Regions from separate parts of the Homo sapiens genome. Here region 1 is linked to region 2. The links are chromatin contacts, found by Hi-C or POLR2A ChIA-PET in ENCODE. All regions are on one chromosome and are shown on one strand. Each heading gives the region's core, a stretch centred on a gene start or an enhancer-like site at or near the end of the contact. The rest is flanking DNA. Distances are from core to core; before and after follow the strand shown.

Region 1 (5,679 bases), core at 2,933-5,432, 1.7 Mb after region 2:
AAGTAAAAAGTTGGCAGCATGAGCACATCTAGCCCTACATACTGAGTTGCTTTTGGAGTGAAGAGCTAACATGAAAGGCAAGAGAAAAATTAGAAAATAATAATTTTGCCATTGAGTACTTTATATTTTTTATATTTCCATGAATTCCATAAATAACAAAATTGTATGAATGCATTTTTTCTGTAAACATTATTTTGGATATAGTGTCTGACTCTGTTGCCCCGGATGGAGTGCAGTGGTGAGTTTACAGCTCACTGCAGCCTCGATATACAGTGCTCAAGTGGGTCTTTCACCTCAGCCTCTCAAGTAGCTGGGACTACAGGTGGGTACCACCATGTACAGCTAATTTATTTGATTTTTAGTTTTGATAAGATCTCAATATGTTGCCAACACTTGTCTTGAACTCCTGAACTCAAACAATCTTTCCCCCTCATCTTTCCAAAACAGGATTACAAACATAAACAAGCACACTTTACCCATATAAGTATTTTTAAATATTACAGACAGCACTTTGGGAGGCTAAGACAGGAAGATTGCTTGAACAAAAGAGTGTAAGATCTGCCTGGGCAATGTAGCAATACCTCATCCCTACAAAATGAAACAACAACAACAAAGAGAATGCTGGTATCATGTGAAAATCACTACACTCAACCTCAGTGCCCTTTTGCAGACAAACTCTATATAAGTTTGTTTTATCTTTACAAAGATTTGCATGTGTATGTGTGATTTTATGTACCTTTCGAAGTAGTATTGCATGTGTGTTTCCTTGGGTGAGATAGTGTGTTTGATGGTTATAAGAGCAGGCTCAAAGTACCTGTAAAACCTTGGGCAAGTTGTTTTTGTTTGTTTGTTTGTTTGTTGTTTGTTTGTTTGTTTTTGTTTTTGAAATGGAGTCTTGCTGTGTTGCCCAGGCTGGAGTGCAATGGTGCAATCTCGATTCACTGCAACCTCTGCCTCCTGGGTTCAAGCAATTCTCCTGCCTCAGCTTCCCAAGTAGCTGGGATTACAGGTGCCTTCCACCACACCAGGCTAATTTTTGTATTTTTAGTAGAGACGGGGTTTCACCATGTTGGCCAGGCTGGTCTCGAACTCCCGACCTCAGATGATCTGCCCTCCTTGGCCTCCCAAAGTCCTGGGATTACAGGCCTGAGCCACCTCTCCTGGCCGGGCAAACTTCTTAACCTCTCTGTCTCATCTATCACTTGGGAATAATAACATGGCCAGTAAAATCAGTGTTGTTCTTTGAACATATTAATAAAGTAGAAAAAGTTATTTTAAGAGCAATAAAAATATTAAACACAAAAGAGGATATTTATAGATAAAGTCAAGATTTTAAAATGATATTGTAGGGAGGCTGAGGCAGGAGAATGGCGTGAACCCGGGAGGCAGAGCTTGCAGTGAGCCAAGATCACACCACTGCACTCCAGCCTGGGCACACAGCGAGACTCCGTCTCAAAAAAAAAAAAAAAAAAAAAGTTTGCCTTTAATCTATTTTCTTCATGTCTAAACATGAAAGCTCAAGGCTGTGGACAAATTTGAAGACATGGAGTTTTCTTCTCATGTAGCCCTATCATTTTTTTGTTTTGTTTTGTTTTAAGACAGAGTCTTGCTCTGTTGCCCAGGCTGGAGTGTAGTGGCGCGATCTCGGCTCCGCCTCCCAGATTCTAGTGATTCTCCTGCCTCAGCCTCCTGAGTAGCTTGGGATTAAAGTCACCCACCACCGTGCACGGCTAATTTTTGTATTTTTAGTAGAGATGGGGTTTCACCATATTGGCCAGGCTGGTCTCGAACTCCTGACCTTGTGGTCTGCCCATCTCAGCCTCCCAAAGTGCTGGGATTACAGCCTCCCAAAGTGCTGGGATTACAGGCGTGAGCTACCATGCCCAGGCTTTTTTTTTTTTTTTTTTTTTTTTTTTTTTGAGACGGAGTCCCGCTCTGTCACCCAGGCTGGAGTGCAGTGGCAAGATCTGGGCTCACTGCAAATTCTGTCTCCCAGATTCTAGCGATTCTCCTGCCTCAGCCTCCTGAGTAGCTTGGGATTAAAGTCACCCACCACCATGCACGGCTAATTTTTGTATTTTTAATAAAGATGGGGTTTCACCATATTGGCCAGGCTGGTCTCGAACTCCTGATCTTGTGATCTGCCCACCTCAGCCTCCCAAAGTGCTGGGATTACAGGCGACAGCTACCGTGCCCAGGCTTTTTTTTTTTTTTTTTTTTTGAGACGGAGTCCCGCTCTGTTGCCCAGGCTGGAATACAGTGGCAAGATCTGGGCTCACTGCAAATTCTGCCTCCCAGGTTTAAGTGATTCTCCTGCCTCGGCCTCCTGAGTAGCTGGGATTACAGGCATACGCCACCACGCCCAGCCAGTGTATATATTTTTAGTAGAGACCGGGTTTCACCATGTTGTCCATGCTGGTCTCGAACTCTTGACCTCAAGTGATCCGCCCACCTCGGTCTCCCAGAGTGCTGGGATTATAGGCGTGAGCCACCGCGCCTGGTGGCCCTATCATTCTTTGTTCACTGTATGATCTTTAGAAGAAAGGTGGGCAACAGGTGGCCAGCAGTGGTCTACCTGTGGTGATTTTATTCTTGATATCTTCTGACCTTTCTATGGCCACTATCTGTTCCACCCTCGGAACAGCACAGAGACTTTGGTAGAGAGAGGCTGTCCCCTCACCACTGGCAGAATATGGACGTTCAGACCCTTCACCTTCCTGACGTCAGAGCTGACACATTCAATACAACAGCTATTGGCCATGTATGGCCGGCTACTGGGTGCCTGGAATGTCGCTGCAATTTGCTAGAAAGGTAAAATACAGAGTTAGTTTCAAAGATACAGTTCCAAATATATATATACTTCATTAATCTTTACATATTGCTCACATATTACAATGATAATATTTTGGATATATTGGGTTAATTAAATTGTTACAATGAATTTCACCTGTTTCTTCTCCTTCTTTTTAAAATTTTTTTATTTTTGAGATGGAGTCTTGCTCTGTTTCCCAGACTGGAGTGCAATGGCGTGATCTTGGCTCACCTCAACCTCTGCCTCCTGGGTTTAAGTGATTCTCCTGCCTCAGCCTCTCTATTAGCTGGGATTACAGGCACCTGCCATCATACCCAGATAATTTTTGTATTTTTGTAGAGACGGGGTTTCACCATGTTGGCTAGGCTGGTCTTGCACTCCTGACCTCGGGTGATCCGCCTGCCTCGGCCTCCCCAAGTGCTGAGATAACAGGCATGGGACACTACACCCGGCTTTCTTTTCTTTCACTTTTATTTTCTTTCTTCTCTTCTCTTCACTTTTCTTTCTTCTTTTTCCTTCCTTCCTTTTCCTTCCTTCCCTCTTTCCTTCTCTCTCTCTCTCTTTCACTCTTTCTTTCTCTCTCTCTCTTTCTCTCTTCTTTTTTTTTCTTGAGATGGAGTTTCACTCTTGTTGACCAGGCTGGAGTGTGCAGTGGGGCGATCTCGGCTCACTGCAACCTCTGCCTCCCTCCACCTCCCGGGTTCAAGCGATTATTTTGCCTCAGCCTCCCGAGTAGCTGGGATAACAGGCGCCCACCACCACGCCTGGTTATTTTTTCTTATTTTTAGTAGGGACGGGGTTTCATCATGTTGGCCAGGCTGGTCTCAAACTCCTGACCTCAGGCGATCCACCCGCCTCGGCCTCCCAAAGTGCTGGGATTACAGGCGTGAGCCACTGCGCCCGGCCCTTCTTTATTTTTAAAGTCTGGCTACTAGAAAATTTAAAATTCACATGTGGCTCACATCTTATTTCATAAGATTGGCTCCTTTTAAAAATCTCAGGCTGCTAGTTCAAAGGACTAGGAGCCAGGAAGGTCATAAAAGCTGAAATTTTAAAATAATTATTTTTTTAAATTTGTGAATAGCCATATATTATTTATAAGTGCTTATGACCTTATACACAAGGTTAAGGGAAAATACCCTCTAAGGTGTGCCTGGCTCAGCTCAGGGAGGAAGCCCTGCCTGAAAAGGCTGCAGCCTAGGCTATCACTCTTTCTTCACTCCGCCCAGCATTTGGTCATATCTTCTGTCACTCAGGGCCTGAAGGGGCGGGCCCTTAAACCGTATCCAATCAGACACGCAGAACTGGGAACCGTCCAATTAGGCACACATTTGGAGCGGCGAGGACGGCTTCCGGGATGTGGCTGGGCCATTGTTTCTCTCTGCTGCCGGAGCTCCAGGTCTACCCTTCACTGCTCTGTGTCCTCAGCGTGTGTGGCTTCGTGACCTGAAGATACTGGGAAATCCATAGCTAAGATGCCAGGACCCCCTGAAAGCCTAGACATGGTGAGAGTGCTGGGTCCGACATCACGAGAGAGGGGAAGGAGTTGCTCGGAACCGGTGGGAAGTGGCTGTGGCGGGACTCAGGCCTCCCCGCAGTCAGCTCCACAATCTGCTCCCTGAGTTCTCCTTGCCCAGCTCGGCCTCAGTCTCCTTCAGCCGTAAGTTGGCGGCTGCGCCAACAGCCGGGGCCCCGGGCGTCCTGTCTCTTCCCTGCACTGTGACTGTGCCCTGCCTGGAGTCCTCTCTGGCAGTTCTGCACCCGCAGCGCCGCGTCTTTCTCAGATTGTGCGGGGACCACGGGAGGGTCATCAGGGGAGAATCCTGACTTGGGGTGCGGGTTCATGAATGGGAAGAGCTTTGGTCCGTGGGGTTCCCAGTTGCTATTTTCTCCTATTAAAAATTTATGGGCGTCACTGCAAAAATATTAAAGAATGTAATCAAAGAGTGGTTCTAGAATTGTAGAGCACCCAGCTATGGTTTGTAGTTTGTGGTCTGTGGGAGAGGCTTGAAGGAAAGTCTTTTATAAAATGCATGATGAAGAAACCAAATTTACTAATTGGTTAGGTACAGTTACATGGTTTCTTAATATGTGCGTTAAAGGTGAAAATTTCCTGGTTATGTAATCAGAGCTTAATTGGCAGTTTACAGTTGCTGAAGCCTGAATTTTGTTTCTCTGAATGTAGTAATTAAAAATAATGCACCTGAGTTAGATTTTTTTTTTAAAGTAAGAATTCAGGGACTAGAAATACCTCAGTCTAATTGCCTGCCACTTAATTATTTTCACACTCCACAGGGAACTGATTTTCTGCTGTATTTTTCACCTGTGTCCCAAGCAGAGTCTTGGAACCAATCCCCCATTTCTCCGGCCTCACTCTGGCTTGCAGTAAGATAATTTCCAGTTTCCTCTGACGTTCCTAAATGCCACCTTTTCCTCCCTAATTCACATTATCGCCTATTTGTCTTTTACTGTACTTTTTTATACCATATTTTAATTATTTTTTTGGCAAAGCATTAAATGGTTAAATGGTGCATTTAAAGAGATTTGTTATCTGTTTGTAAATATTTCCCATGAAAAGAAGGCAAATAATAATACCCTGACACTGCATTGTAGTAAATCTCTGTCTCTTTTGCTTTCATCTTGTCTAGGCACAGAGATGTTACCAGAATGTTTTTGGGTCGAAGTTCTCCTTTGGAAAATCTATGGGGTGATGTGTCCTCAGCCACCCTTTGGTTTTTTCCTGGTCATGGGTTTCAGTACTATCTGGGGATAAACCAAGATAACTGCCATGGTTATGTTAGCTAGAGTGTCCATTGGATCTCAGCTTCTGGTTTATTTTCTCCCATAAGATGACCTGAGGTATGGAG
Region 2 (5,419 bases), core at 1,467-3,966:
GGCATGAACCACCATGCCTGCTAATTTTTGTATTTTTAGGAGAGACAGGGTTTCACCATGTTGGCCAGGCTGGTCTGGAACTCCTGTCCTGGCCTCAAGAGATCTGCCTGCCTCGACTTCCCAAAGTGCTACAGGTGTGACCCGCTGCGGCCACCCACTGCATATTCTGGTTTTTTTTTTTTTTTTTTTTTTTGAGACGGAGTCTCACTCTGTTGTCAGGCTGGAGGCTGGAGTGCAGTGGCGTGATCTCAGCTCACTGCAACCTCTGCCCTCGGAGTTCAAGCGATTCTCCTGCCTCAGCCTCCCGAGTAGCTGGGATTACAGGCGCCTGCCACTGCACCCAGCTAATTTTTTGTATTTTTAGTAGAGACGGGGTTTCACCTTCTTGGCCAGGCTGAGTCTTGAACTCCTGACCTCGTAATCCACCCGCCTCGGACTCCCAAAGTGCTGGGATTACAGGCGTGAGCCACCGGGCCCGGCTCTGGTTTTTTTTTTTTTTTTTTTTTTTTTTTTTTTTTTTTTTTTTTTGAGATGGAGTCATGCTCTGTCGCCCAGGCGCAATGCTGTGATCTCGGCTCACTGCAACCTCCTCCTCCTGGGTTCAAGCAGTTCTCCTGCCTCAGCCTTCTTAGTAGCTAGGATTACAGGCATGCGCCACCACACCTGGCTAATTTTTGTAATTTTAGTAGAGACGGTGTTTCACCATGTTGGGCAGGCTGGTCTCCTACTCCTGACCTCATGATCCGCCTGCCTGGGCCTCCCAGAGTGCTGGGATTACAGGCTGAGCCACCGTGCCCGGCTGCATATTATTAAGATACATGACTTCGTAAAAGGAGAAAGGAAATGTAATAGGACTTAATAATCACATAGTATCAAATAAGATAATCTTCAGTAAAAATAGGAATGACATGTTTCTGTCCCATGATACAGTTCGATATACTTACTTTTTCAGTTTTTTCTCCAATATTAATTCTTTCCCATACAAGGTCCAAGCTTCTGCTCTTGGAGTCTGGGACTGGACCCCTTTCTGGTAGCAATACCTTTATAGAATGTTTACTCCAGGCCGGGCACGGTGGCTCATGCCTGTAATCCCAGCACTTTGGGAGGCCAAGGCGGGCAGATCACGAGTTCAGGAGATCGAGACCATCCTGGCTAACACGGTGAAACCCCGTCTCTACTAAAAATACAAAAAAAAAAAAAAAAAAAAAAAATTGGCCGGGCATGGTGGCACATGCCTGTAGTTCCAGCTACTCGGACTCGGGAGGCTGAGGCAAGAGAATCTCTTGAACCTGGGAGGCAGAGGTTGCAATGAGCTGAGATCGTGCCACTGCACTCCAGCCTGGGCGACAGAGCCAGACTCCGTCTCAAAAAAAAAGAAAAAAAAAGTGGTTTACTCCAGTTTTTCCCTGCATTTAATAATTTTGTTCCCTTTAAGGCATGTTTTTATTTTCTTGGCTGAAAAGGAGTAGCCTGAGAAGAAGTAACGTGTAGGAAGCCTTGGCCATGGGACCAATAGCCTCATAAATTCCTGATCTCTGGAGGACATCAGGGCCTCCTACCTGTTCCATTGTGACCTGGGAGTCTCTCCAGCTCCAAGGTGGAGGGATGGCTTCACTGAACACGGAGTCTGGAATTCCGTGCACACTCATGTGACCGGTGTTCCGGAAAAAGAAGCAGGAGGCGGCTGGGCGCGGTGGCTCACGCCTGTAATCCCAGCACTTTGAGAGGCCGAGGCCGGCGGATCACGAGATCAGGAGTTCGAGACCAGCCTGGCCAACATGGTGAAACCCCATTTCTACTAAAAATACAAAAATTAGCCGGGAGTGGTGGTGGGCGCCTGTAATCGCAGCTACCCGGGAGGCTGAGGCAGGAGAATCGCTTGAAACCGGAAAGCGGAGGTTGCAGTTAGCTGAGATCGTGCCATTGCATTCCAGCCTGGGCAACAAGAGCGAAACTCCGTCTCAAAAAAAAAAAAAAAAAGCAGCAGGAAGGACCCACTGAGTACAGGAAGCCGACAGGGCCTGCTCCGGAAAACCAGGAGCTGTAAGGTCAGCCGAAAGGACGAAGAGACCTGAAGTCAGTCAAGTAAGTTTTATTAACCTGCTGGGCTGCTCCCCCACAGTTAGAGGAGGCAGCCCCGCTTACAGACTACAGCAGGGCTTTATAGGGCGAGGAACTGGGCTGGGGTGTGAGAACTGAGTCGGGGGTGCAGGTGTCCTGACCGCATCCTGGAGATGTTTTTGCCAGCTTTGTTATGCAAGGTGGGCAGGTGTTGTGACCGCATCCTGGAACTGTCTGCCGGTTCAGCTGAAGTCTTTTGAACAAACAGTTACTGGAAGGGTCAGTGGGGAGGAGGTCTACTTCTAGCCCGGGGGGAGTTGTGTGGCGGTCACAAAGGACTGTATTGTAAGACTGATGGGGGAAGGAGGGGAACAGTCTGGTTGGGTTGACCCTAACGGGAGCAAGTTCTGCTTCCATGCAAGTCCAGGTCCAAGGTCCCAGCGAGGGGCTGTGGGTAGCACCTGTCAGTCACACCCCACACAGCGAGCGGATTATTTGAGGATTCCGATCACCTCTCCTGTCGCTCAAGCCCCAGGGGCGGGACCTGGGGCACCAGCCAGTCAGAGGCGCTGTGCGGCAAACTGTCCAATCAGGTGCGCCGGGAGGAGGGGCAACTTCCAAAGCCCGAAGCGGTCTCATTTCCCGCCGGCCCCCCATTCGGGTCCGGGTTTTAGTTCCTCGGGGAGCCCCTGGTGCCCCGGATACGGCTGATTTTGTCGTGTGGGACCTGTTCTGGCTGCTCCAGCCCCAGGAAGGACCCAGGACACCCGGAAGCCGGAAATGGTGAGCGTGCGGAGCCGGGCGTCCGGAGACCTGAGGAGGAGCTGGTCGGAACCGGCAGTGGCTGGACCTGGGCCTCCCCGCGGCGACTGTGGGGGTCTGGGACCCGAGTCCCCCAGGCGCAGCTCGACCCTTGGTCCCCTCGGTCGCCGGGTGGAGCTGGACCAGCCGCCGGGACCCCGGGTGTCCTGTCCCGGCCCCGGAGCCCTCTCAGGGCAGCTCCGCGCCCGCAGCCCCGCGTCTCCCCAGATCGTGCGGGGGCCTCAGGAGGGTCTTAGGGGGAATCCCGCCTCGGGTGTGGGGTTCGTGCGGGAGGAGCCGTGGCCTGTGGGGTCCCCAGTTCCTCCTCCCTTAGGCGGTCCCCGTTTCCTTCGGAGTCTTCCAAAGGTGTGGGAAGCTGGGTTTCAAACCCACGACCCCGTCCCCCAGCTTCGCTCCTCCCAGGGCTGCAGTAAATCCCTAAATTTCCCCGCATTCCCCAACCCTAAGTTCTCCCTCCAGTACATCCACTTCACATTATTATTATTATCATTATTTCTATTATTTTTGAGACGGAGTCTCACTCTGTCGCCCAGGCTGGAGTGCAGTGGCACTGTCTGGGCTCACTGCAGCCTCCGTCTTCCGGGTTCAAGTGATTCTCCTGCCTCAGCCTCCTGAGTAGCTGGAATTACAGGTGCCCGCCACCACGTCCGGCTAACTTGTATTTTCAGTAGAGACAGGTTCACCATGTTGGCCGTGCTGAAGTCCTGATCTCAGGTATCTGCCTGCCTCGGTCTCCCAAAGTGCTGGGATTACAGGCTTGAGCCACTGCGCCTGGCAAGACCCAGTGTTTTAACTGTCATCTTTTCCAAGGAGCCCTAGATGGCACTTCTTAAAAAGTTCATTTTCCGTTTGTGAACATTTCACATGCGAGCAAAGCAGAAAATAACCCCCTGACACTCCGATGTTAAAAAAAAAAAATCACTGTGCCTGCCCTCTTTTTACCTTCCCTAGGCGCGGCCACCTTATCAGACAGTCTTTGGGTGGAGGCTTCTCTTGGGAACTTCACAGGGTATTGGGTCCTCAGCCCACCCTCCTATCTTTCTGGTCCTGGGTTTCAGGACCGTCCAGGGACTTCTTCCAGCTGCCCTCGGAAGAACGGGTGAAAAGTCTGTCCTGGCGTGGTTAATCTTTCCTGGTTGTTTGATGAGCCTCCTAGGGAGGAGTTCTTGTCTTTTGAAAAGAAGTTTCCTTAGGAAATTCCAGAGGGATTCCCTGCTGGCCCTTGGGGGTGGGGTGGGGCCAGAAACAGTAGAAAGAAACTTCTCCCTTCTGAGGCAGCTCAGGGTGGCATGCAGTGGCACAGTCATGGCTTACTACGGCCTCAACCTCTGGGGCCCAAGCAATCCTCCTGCCTCAGTCTTCCAAGAAGCTGGGACCACAGGCATGCGCCACGCCCGGCTAGTTTTTATTTTTTGTAGAGACAAGGTCTCACTATGTTGCCCAGTCTGCTCTGGAAGTCAAAAGCGATTCTCCTGCCCAGGTGGCTCACGCCTGTAATTCCAGCACTTTGGGAGGCTGGGGCGGGAAGATCTCTTGAGCCCAGAAGTTTGAGACCATCCTGGGCAAAGTGGCGAGACCCCATTTCTACAACAAATACAAAAATTAGCCGGGTATGGTGGCGCATGCCTGTAGTCTCAGCTACTCAGGAGACTGAGGTGGGAGAGCCACCTGAACCCGGGGAGGTTGAGACTGCCGTTAGCTGTGATTGCGCCACTGCACTGAACGACAGAGTGAGACCCTGTCTTTAAAAAAAAAAAAGGAAATCTTCCATTATGGCTGCAGAATATGAATACATTCCCACAAAAAAAAGGCATGGTAGGTCGGGCGCGATGGCTCACGCCTGTAATCCCAACACTTTGGGAGGCAGAGGCAGGCAGATCACGAGGTCAGGAGATCGAGACCATCCTGGCTAACACGGGGAAACCCCGTCTCTACTAAAAATACAAAAAAATTAGCCAGGCGTGGTGGCGAGCGCCTGTAGTCCCAGATATTCTGGAGGCTGAGGCAGGAGAATGGCGTGAATCCGGGAGGCGGAGCTTGCAGTGAGCTGGAGATCGCGCCACTGCACTCCAGCCTGCGCGACAGAGCGAGACTCCATCTCAAAAAATACATAATAAAAAAAGGCATGGTAGATAAGCAGAAATTAGTGATTTACAAAGATTCACCAGCACATCAGCTCCTCTCCTTTGCAGGTTGGGGAATTTGTGATGGTGGATAACTCTGTTCTGTTTTGTGTTATCTGGATTTGACAGATTAACGCTGAATCCTTTGGGATAAGTTTGGCAACATCTAGAAGTAGTCAGATATGATCTTTTGTTTACTGAATAGTTTATTATGGAAAAAATACTGAATGACATCTGAAAGTGATAGATACTCATCTCTTTTCCTAAGGATACTAATCTGTACTCCTAGGTCTCTCTCATGATCTCATGTAATCCCAGTTATTTCCCAGAGTTGCTGCCCGTAATATTAATACCATCACCTTAGGTGTTAGGATTTTTTTTTTTTTTTTGAGACAGAGTCTTGCTCTGTCGCC

The links. A loop is a pair of places that touch in the nucleus more often than their neighbours do. ChIA-PET counts read pairs that join two places held with the same protein, here RNA polymerase II (POLR2A). Pooled maps may share reads with other maps.
Region 1: a loop to region 2 is called in a pooled map, with 8 times the contacts of the local background. The contact joins the promoter of ZNF493 here to the promoter of ZNF101 in region 2. A Hi-C loop is called at or near these places in 1 of 37 single-sample maps with no recorded cell type and 7 of 50 pooled maps. POLR2A ChIA-PET finds 5 or more read pairs at or near these places in 2 of 52 experiments (CD4-positive, alpha-beta T cell and activated B cell).

The regions. Positions count from the first base shown.
Region 1 is chr19:21,392,951-21,398,629 of GRCh38, forward strand. ZNF493 (zinc finger protein 493) reads left to right here and starts at 4,183. Exons shown (of 4, transcript NM_001076678.3): 1 at 4,183-4,317. The coding sequence starts at 4,288. RefSeq lists a silencer at 4,222-4,460.
Region 2 is chr19:19,666,123-19,671,541 of GRCh38, forward strand. ZNF101 (zinc finger protein 101) reads left to right here and starts at 2,717. Exons shown (of 4, transcript NM_033204.4): 1 at 2,717-2,844. The coding sequence starts at 2,842. RefSeq lists enhancers at 2,406-2,972, 2,973-3,538 and a silencer at 2,927-3,126.